Linked DNA regions of Homo sapiens: region 1 is linked to region 2. A link is an interaction called in ENCODE POLR2A ChIA-PET data of the cell type or tissue named here. Cell type or tissue: Panc1. All regions are shown on one strand. Region 1 overlaps TYW1 (tRNA-yW synthesizing protein 1 homolog). Region 2 overlaps TYW1 (tRNA-yW synthesizing protein 1 homolog).

Evidence for each region. Peaks named below come from ENCODE experiments on the same cell type or tissue, not always from the same donor. Only the 100,000 strongest peaks of a DNase experiment are listed, where the experiment ranks them.
Region 1: POLR2A ChIA-PET joins it to region 2 with 5 read pairs; 1 of 35 experiments calls an interaction of 5 or more read pairs at or near these places.

Annotation. Positions count from the first base shown.
Region 1 is chr7:67,023,720-67,028,719 of GRCh38, forward strand. It overlaps TYW1 (tRNA-yW synthesizing protein 1 homolog), which reads left to right. Exons shown (of 16, transcript NM_018264.4): 7 at 1,181-1,303. Among named protein-coding and RNA genes, the nearest start is that of TYW1, 29 kb to the left of the region's middle. In Panc1, no CTCF peak of the experiment used is centred here; DNase peaks (open chromatin) are centred at 1,681 and 1,983.
Region 2 is chr7:67,126,796-67,131,795 of GRCh38, forward strand. The region is part of intron 13 of TYW1 (tRNA-yW synthesizing protein 1 homolog); the gene reads left to right. LOC124901664 (a long non-coding RNA gene) reads right to left here. Exons shown (of 2, transcript XR_007060370.1): 1 at 1-5,000. Among named protein-coding and RNA genes, the nearest start is that of MIR4650-1, 15 kb to the left of the region's middle. In Panc1, no CTCF peak of the experiment used is centred here; a DNase peak (open chromatin) is centred at 2,566.

The sequences.
Region 1 (5,000 bases), 100 kb before region 2:
ATCACGCCACTGCACTCCAGCCTGGGTGACAGAGCAAGACTCAACAACAACAACAAAAACAACAACAACAAAGAACAAACAAAAAAATCTCTCTAACGTTTTATTCTGCCTTATCCTCAATTGGAGAAAGGGATGAAGGCTGCCACGTATTAGCTGTGATTTCTTAACTTCTCTACCTTTAATTTCCTCATCTATGAGATGATGTTGAACCTGTCTACATCATAAGTAGTTAAGGATGAAATGAATGGGTATATGAACATTGTGTTGGGGACGTAGTAGATACTCAGCAAATGTGTCTTCCCAGTGATGTCACATTTCCTCTACTTCTGCTTGGTATGTGTCTCGTTCCCCTGAGCCCAGCTCATGTCACTGTGACGTGAGAGGGCAGGTGAAGTGTTAGTTGTTCCCACTCCATCATGCCCTTTCACAGTTGTTAGTCTGATGCTAAAGACTTAAGATTTATTTCTTCATTGTTGTTGTTGTTGTTTTTGTAGAGATGAGGGTTTCACTATGTTGCCCAGGCTGGTCTTGAACTCCTGGCTTCAAGTGATGCTCCTGCGTCAGCCTCCTAAGTAGTTGGGATTATAGGCATGTGCTACCACATCTGGCTAATTGTATACATTTTTTTGTAGCAATGTGGTCTTGCTATGTTCCCCAGGCTGGTTTCAAACTCCTGAGGTTTCAAAGTCCTCCCATCTTGGCCTCACAGAGTGCTGGGATTATGAGTGTGAGCCACCATGCCCAGCCTAGATTTTATTTTTAAAGTAAGAATTTATAGACAGCCGAGCACTGTCGTCACGCCTGTAATCTCAGCACTTTGGGAGGCTGAGGTGGGTGGATTACCTGAGGTCAGGGGTTCGAGACCAGCCTGGCCAACATGGTGAAACCCTGTCTCTACTAAAACTACAAAAATTAGCCAGGCGTGGTGGTAGGCGCCTGTGATCCTAGCTACTTGGGAGGCTGAGGCAGGAGAATGGCTTGAACCTGAGAGGTGGAGGTTGCAGTGAGCTGAGATGACGCCACTGTGCTCCAGCCTGGGCGACAGAGCGAGACCCTGTCTCAAAGAAAAAAAAAAAAAAAGAATTTAGAGACATAGTGAATTCTCAGTGTGGGAGGGAGGGTAAGAGAGCTTTGCCTTTGCCCCTTTGAACAATGTATTTCTGAAGCATTTCTCTTCCAGGAGGAAGAACCCTTTGAGAGCTCCAGTGAAGAAGAGTTTGGTGGTGAGGACCATCAGAGCCTAAATTCCATTGTTGATGTTGAAGATTTGGGCAAAATTATGGATCATGTGAAGAAAGAAAAGGTACCGTTACTTTGGGAAATGTTGCACTTGGCTCCCGCAGTTGGTTAACATTTAGTATTTCTTTATTACTGTGTAGTCCATCTGAGCTCACAGAGGAGTTTCATTTCTCTAGCTTCTGTCTTGAGAGTTTTATAATTTTTTTGCCATTTTTCATGAGCGTGGTGAGCATCTCCCTTCTCAGGCCTGTGAAAGTCAGCTCATCAGAGGATAAGCAGGAGATTTGAGAACAAGGACTGAGGACATTGTAGATTGGGGGTGTCCAATCTTTTGGCTTTCCTGGGCCACATTGGTAGAAAAAATGTCTTGGGCTACACATAAAATACACTAATGATAGCTGATGAGCTAAAAAAAAAAAATCGCAAAATAAATCTCATAATGTTTTAAGAAAGCTTACAAATTTGTGTTGGGCCAGTGGGCTGTGGGTTGGACAAGCTTGTTGTAGATGGTTAGAGAGATTTTATTCAGGGCTATTTGAAGATGAACAGCATGATAGGATTTATTATGGTTGAGATTCCAAGTGAAACTCCAGTGTAAATTTGCTTCTCTGCTGTATAGACTAAGTGGTGTTGGGGCTTAAGGATGGCAGCCTGGTCTGTGGGTGTGGAGATCAGCATGACTGGGGCCCCTAGGAATCCAGGAAATACCAATCTGGGATGTGACTGTTTCAGTGACTAGATGAATGTGAGAATGTACGATGCAGTAGGATTTCATGCAGATTCCAGTGATCTAAAATTGAAGTAATATTGTGTATACTATACTATAAAAATAACAGCCTCAATTTAACTGTGAGTTTTGGAAAATGAGAATCCCCCAAATTAAAATTATATGTAGTCCATAAGCCTTAAAAAAAAAAGCTACTAGAAAATCCAAGAAAATCAATGCTAAAACCTATACAAATTCAAATGAACTCAGTAAGGTTAGCAGGATATCATAATGTAGAAAGTCAATAGACTTTATATTTCCAAACAATAGCCAGTTAGAAGCTATAGTAAAAGAGAACACCTCATTTAGACTAGCTACATAAAAGATAAATAATTACCTATCGATTAATTTATTTTTTATTTTTTTGAAATGGAGTCTCATTCTGTCACCCAGGCTGGAGTGCAGTGGTGCAATCTCGGCTCACTGCAACCTCTGCCTCCTGGTTTCAAGTGATTCTCCTGCCTCAGCCTCCCGAGTAGCCGGGACTACAGGTGCATACCACCACGCTGAGCTAATTTTTGTATTTTTAGTAGAGACGGGATTTCACCATGTTGGCCAGGCTGGTCTCGAACTCCTGACCTCAGGTGATCTGCCCGCCTTGGCCTCCTGTGGTGCTGGGATTACACACATGAGTTACCACACCTGGCCTACCTACAGATTAATTTAAAAAGAAGTGTCTTAAACCTACGTTGGAAAACTTTAAAACATTCCTGAATGGCATCAAAGTGGACTCGAACAAATGGAAAGACATTCCTTGTTTTAGGTAGAGTGACTCAGAATGGTAAAGATGTCAGTTCTCTTAATATATAAGTTTGATGGAATCCCAATAAAAATTCTAGTAGGTCCTCTAGACTCTTAGATCTAGATTGATCTATTCATGTGGAAAAAATAAACATGGAATAATAGTTATGAAAACCCTGGTGAAAGTAGTGATGAGAAGGATGAGCCACCACACCCAGCCAGGTCTGCCTATTTTTTTTTTTTTGAGACGGAGTCTTGCTCTGTCAAGACTCCCACATATTGAACCATACCACAAGGTATCTCTAATTAAAACTGTAGTACTGGCTCATGATGAGACAAAGACCCTTGCAACAGAATAAAATTCTAAGAATATGTAGGAATTTCATATATATTAAAGGTGGACTCTGAAGACCTGGAGTTTAAAAGGGACTCTAAAAATAAATTATGTTGGCTGAGTGCAGTGGCTCACCCTGTAATCCCAGCACTTTGGGAGGCTGACGTGATGGGAGGATTTCTTGAGGCCAGAAGTTTGGGACCAGGCTCAGCAACATAGTGAAACCCCATCTCTACAAGAAATAAAAAAAATTAGCTAGTTGTAGTGGCATGTGCCCGTAGTCACAACTGCTTGGGAGGCTGAGGTGGAAGGGTTGCTTGGACCTGGGAGTTTGAGGCTGCAGTGAGCTGTGATCATGTCACTGCACCCCGGCCTGCATGACATTGTGAGACCTTGTTTCAAAAAAAAAAAAAAGATGTGAAACGTCTGTTAGCTTGTATATATGTCAGAATAATTTCCAAATGGATGAGCGAGCTAAATGCTGAATGTTGAAAAAATCATATAGATAGTAGAATCAGATGGATTATTGTATAACCTGGAGAAAGCTTTTCTATATGATTCAAAATCTAGAAGCAATAAAAAAAATTAAATTTATGAATGATTTTAAAGTGTTTTACATGACCATAGTAGAATCAGATGGATTATTGTATAACCTGGAGAAAGCTTTTCTGTATGATTCAAAATCTAGAAGCAATAAAAAAATATTAAATTTATGAATGACTTTAAAGTGTTTTACATGGCCATAAGAAAAATCAAAAGGCAAAACAGGAGGAACTATTTGCCTCTTATATCTCAGACAAGGTGTTAATCTTTTTACTATGCAATGAACTCTTTCAAAAAAAGGCAGACCTGCAGGCGCGGTGGCTCACACCTGTAATTCCAGCACTTTGGGAGGTCGAGGCAGGCAGATCACGAGGTCAGGTGATCGAGACCATCCTGGCTAACACGGTGAAACCCCGTCTCTACTAAAAATACAAAAAATTAGCCAGGTGTGGTAGTGGATGTCTGTAGTCCCAGCTACTCGGGAGGCTGAGGCAAGAGAATGGCGTGAACCCGGGAGGCAGAGCTTGTAGTGAGCAGAGATCGCGCCACTGCACTCCAGCCTGGGTGACAGAGCGAGACTCCATCTCAAAAAAAAAAAAAAAGCAGACCTGACTGGGTGTGGTGGCTCATGCTTGTAATCCCAGCACTTTGGGAGGCCGAGGTGGGTGGATTGCTTGAGGTCAGGAGCTTGAGACCAGCCTGGCCAACATGGTGAAACCCCATCTCTACTAAAAAATACAAAAAAAATAAGCTGGGCATAGTGGCGCATATCTGTAGTCCCAGCTACTTGGGAGGCTAAGGCACGAGAATCTTTTGAACCCTGGCGGCAGAGGTTGCATTCAGCTGAGATCATGCTGCTGCATTCAAGCCTGGGCAACAGAGCAAGACTCTGTCTCAAAAAAAAAAAAAAAAAAGGCAGACCTGTCCAGGTGCCGTGGCTCACGCCTGTAATCCCCACACTTTGAGAGGCCAAGGCAGGTGGATCACTTGAGGTCAGGAGTTCGAGACCAGCCTGACCAACATGGTGAAACCCCGTCTTTTCTGAAAATGCAAAATTAGCTGGGTGTGGTGGCGCATGCCTGTAATTCCAGCTGACCAAAAACCTAGTAGAAAAAGTTGGCAAAACACACGAATAAGAATTTCTCAGAAATGGCTCTACAAAGAGATTTAAACATGAAAAGATGCTTAACTTTACTCATAATAAGAGAAATACAAATGAAAACTACACTGATAAACATTTCTCGCCTTTCAGAATATAATAACAAAACTCCAAAGCTGGATGACATACTCAGTTAGGCGAGGCTGTGAGTAAACAGGCACTCATACCTTGCAGGTGGGAGTCCAGGATGGTCTAGCCTGTATGGAAGGGCTTTTGAC
Region 2 (5,000 bases):
TTTCCTGGGCTGTGTTCTGTTCCTTTGGTCTATTTGTCTGTTCTTGCAACAATATCACATACATTTCAGGGGATTTGATATAGTTGGATTAACATCTACTGTATTTGTTAATGTTTTCTATTTGTTGGTCTTGTTCTTTGTTTCTATTTTTGTATTCCACATTTTTTCTTTTGTGGTTTTGAGTATGTTAAATATGATTCCATTTTCTCTCTTTTCTTAGCATATTAATCATACTTCACTTGTTGTTTTTTTAGTGTTTTCCCTAGAGTTTGTAATATAGGTCTACCAGTAATTGAAGTCCATTTTCAAAGAACACTATATTCCTTCCTGAGTAGGACAAGTATTTTATGATAATAAAATAATCTTTTTTTTTTTTTTTTCGAGATCGAGTCTCACTCTGTCATCCAGGCTGGAGTTCAGTGGCCTGATCTCGGCTCACTGCAACCTCCACCTCCCAGGTTCAAGCAATTTGCCTACCTCAGCCTCCCAAGTAGCAGGGATTACAGGCGCTCACCATTACACTTGGCTAATTTTTTTAATCTTTAGTAGAGACAGGGTTTTACCATGTTGGCCAGGCTGGTCTTGAACTCCTGACCTCAAGTGATCCACCTGGCTCGGCCTCCCAAAGTGCTGGGATTATAGGCTTGACCCACTGTGCCCGGCCTCCTTATAATAACAAAATAATCCTGATTCTTCCCTCCTGTCCTTGTATCATTGCCATCACTCATTTTACTTATACATAGGCATGCATAATCAATATATTGTTGCTATCTTATTATTTTGGCCAAATTGCTATCTGTTGGATGAATTAAGAATAAGAAAAATAAACATTTTTATTTTACTCCTTCTCTGATGTTCTTCCTTTCTTTTCTTAGATCTGAGTTTCTGACCTGTATCATTTTCCTTTTCTCTGAAGAACTTCTTTTAACATTTCTTTCAAGGAAGATCTACTGGCAACAAATTCCCCCAGATTCCAGTTGTCTGAAAAAGTATTTCTCCCTTAGTGTTGAAGGACATTTTCATAGGGTGCAGATTCTAGGTGGTGATTTTTTCTTTCAGGGCTTAAATATTTCACCCTGCCGTCTCCTTGCTTGCATGCTTTCTGGGTAGAAGTTGAAATCATTCTTTCCTTTTCTATAGGTAAGGCTTTTTTCCCTCTGTCTTCTTTCTGGATTTTGTTAAATATTTGATTTTCTGTGGTTTGAAACTTACATGCTTATCTATAGTTTTTCTGACATTTATCCTACTTGGTGTTCTGGGAGCCTCCTGACTGTGGTTTGGGGCCTGACATTAACATGGGGAAATCCTGAGTGATTATTCGTTCAAATACTACTTTTGTTCTTTTCTCTCTTTCTTTTCCTCTTGGTATTCCTGTTACACATACATTACACCCTTTATAGTTATCCCACAGCTCCTGAATATTCCATTCTGGTTTATTTCAGTCTTTTTTCATTTTGCTTTTCAGTTTTAGAGGTTTCTGTTGAGAATCCTTAAACTCAGAGATTCCTTCATCAGCCATATCCAGTCTCAAGGCCATTCTTCATTTCCAAAGTTAGAGTGTTTTAGAGCTCCAGCATTTCGATTTTGTTCTTTCTTAGGATTTCGATCTCTGTTTACATTGTCTATCTGTTCTTGTGTGCTGTGTACTTTATCCACTGGAGCCCTTTGCATCTGGTCGGGTTATCCCAACATCCCTGCCGTGTCAGAGCCTGGTTTGGATCCTTGTGCTATCTCTTTAAACTTTGCTTTTTGCCTTTTAGTGTGCCTTGTAACTTCTTGTCACTGAACGTGATATCCTGGGTAAAAGGAACTGCTCTCACTAGACCTTTAATAATGTGATGGTATGGTGTATGGGGAGGGGAAGCATTCTGTAGTCTTATGATTAGGTCTCAGTGTTTTTTTTTTTTTTTTTTGAGACGGAGTCTTGCTCTGTCACAGGCTGGAGTGCAGTGGCACGATCTTGGCTCACTGCAACTTCTGCCTCCCAGGTTCAAGCAATTCTCCTGCCTCAGCCTTCCAAGTAGCTAGGATTACAGGCACCCGCCACCATGCTCCACTAATTTTTGTATTTTTACTAGATACGGGGTTTTACCATGTTGGGCAGGCTAGTCTTGAACTCCTAACCTCAAATGATCCACCTGCCTTGGCCTCCCAAAGTGCTGGGATTACAGGTGTGAGCCACCGCGCCCAGTCTAGGTCTCAGTCTTTTAGTGAGGCTGTACCCCTGGACTGTGAACTTCACAAATACTTCTCAGTTTTTTCTTCCCCCTTGGGACAGGTTGGCTAGAGTGTGCTGCAGTTGGCTATTTCCCTTTTCTTACATGGAAGGCCGGTGCTGGCTGGAGTTGGGTATTTCTCTTCCACTTGGTTAGTTAGGCTCTGATAAAACCAAGCAAGTTAGGTTCTGGTTAAATCGTTTCTCCTGGGAGCAGACCTTGTTATCAACAGAATGCTCTGACACATGTCAAATGGTTCCTGTTTCCCTCCCCTTACCGGAAGCACAAGGGATTTCCCCCTGTATACTTACTGTGAGAATCTGGCAGAGCTCCAGTAGGTAAAACTCACAAAAGTGTAGGGCCCCTAATGACTGGGTCTGTCTGGAATTTTTATGTGTCAGACTTGTCCACACTGAGCCTCCAGCACTTTGTCAATTACAGTTCAGTTTCCCTGTGTTAGCGCTGGTCTCTGTGGAGGTTTCTGCTCCTGTTAAGTTGTGATTCTCTGTGCCTGCCTGTTTTTCCCTCCAATTATGGGGACAGCAGGTTTGCCCTGTGACCTCACTTCTCTGATGGATCTAAGAACAGTTGTTGATTTTTCAATTTGTTCAGCTTTTTACTTGTTAAGACACAGTGATGACGTCCAAGCAACTTTCTTGCTGCATTGGAAACTAGAAGGCTCGTAGGGGTTAATTTTAAGTTTTAAAATCTGATAGTATAAGTCTCACAGCTTTTTTCTTTAAGACCTAGTAATTTTTGTCTTTGTGAATTCTCCTTTTAGTGTCATGCTTAGACCCTTAGGATATAAAAATACTTATGTATATTTTCTGGTTCTTTCCTAGCCCAGTTGTTTAAATCTCAACTCTTTAATCCAGTTGGGATATAACTTAGCATTCATTTTTATGTCGTTCCCAAGTACCATTTATTGATGAACCATCTTTAAAGTACAGATTTGATAAGCTATCATTACTACGTATTGAAACTTGATATATGTGCTGTTCCATTCCCAGAAGATACTCTGTGTGTTGATTTCTACTTTTTTTTTTTTGTTAACAGAGTGTCATATCTTTCTATAGAAGTAATTATAGGCCGTGCGTGGTGGCTCATGCCTCTAATCCCAGCACTTTGGGAGGCTGAGGTGGGTGGATCACCTGAGGTCAGGAGTTTGAGACCAGCCTGGCAAACACAGTGAAACCCCATCTCTACTACAAATACAAAAATCAGTTGGGTGTGGTGGTGGGTACCTGTAATCCCAGCTACTCGGGAGGCTGAGGCAGGAGAATCACCTGAACCCGGGAGGCGGAGGTTGCAGTGAGCCGAGATTGTGTCACTGCACTTCAGCTTGGGAAACAGAGACTCCATCTCAAAAAACAAACAGATGGCTGGGTGCGGTGGCTCACATCTGGAATCCCAGCACTTTGGGAGACTGAGGTGGGTGGATCACGAGTTCAGGAGGTCGAGACCATCCTGGCTAACATGGTGAAACCCCGTCTCTACTAAAAATACAAAAAATTAGCTGAGCATGGTGGTGGGTCCCAGCTACTCGGGAGGCTGAGGCAGGAGAATGATGTGAACCTGGGAGGTAGAGCTTGCAGTGAGTGGGGATCATGCCCCTGCACTCCAGCCTGGGCGACAGAGCGAGACTCTTAACTCAAAAAAAAAAAAATGCAAAATACAAAAATGAAGTAAATATAACACTCCAACACTCTTCTTACTGTCTGAATAATATTTTTTAATATGGATTTAACAAATAACCTCACAAGTCTTGTCTTTGGCAGCCTTCCCTAACTCCTTCCCTCCCCTCCCACAGTCTGCATTTGGCACTTCTGGGTGAAGGGTACTTGTGCTTTCTTTTACCACCCAGGAGAGCAGGGGTTGGTGTGACTGCTTATTTAATTGTCCTTGCTCTGAATTGAAAAGTCCCCTAGGGAAGGCAAGATGTGTGTTATGCCTTTTTGTTCACTGTGGTATTCAAAGCCCTTAACACGGTGACTGACACATGATTGCCACATAAGTATTTGGTCAATGAGCAAATTGCATTTATCTGATCTCCTCTTGGTGTATATTCTGTTATTTCCCAACAACCTGCTTGGTTTAGTAATTGAAAGCTTGGGTCTCTGAAACAAGGCTACCAAGGTTTGGATACTGGCTCTGCCACCTATTGTGTGTGTAATTTTGGGCAAGGGACTCACTTTTCTCACCTGTGAAATGGGGTAAATAACAGTGCCTACCTTATAGGGTCTAGACAAAAACACCTAGAAACATTACAGTAGGTAATTTTGTTTGAATTTTACAAAATGATGCCCTCTATTGTCATTTTTGTGTATATGATTAAATATTTTATACATATGAAAAGATACAGTGAATAAGATAGTAAGTACCACTATAACTATAGTCTAGCTTAAGAAATAAATATTACAAATTCATTTGCAGTCTCTGTGGACCTCATTTCTATCCTATCATACTTCTTTTCCTTCTCTTTCTTTCAGAGGGAATCAGTATCCTGTAATTGGTGTTTATCGTTCCATATTGTCTTCAGTATTTCATGTTTGGTGTTTATCATTCCATATTGTATTAATGAGGGTTCTCTAGAGGGACAGAACTAATAGGATAGATGTACATATGAAGGGGAGTTTATTGGAGAATTGACTCGCACTATCACAAGGTGAAGTCCCACAATAGGTCATCTGCAAGCTGAGGTGCCAGGAAGCCGTTCCAAGTCCCAAAACCTCAGAAGTAGGGAAGCTGACAGTGCAGCCTTCAGTCTGTGGCCAAAAGGCCTGA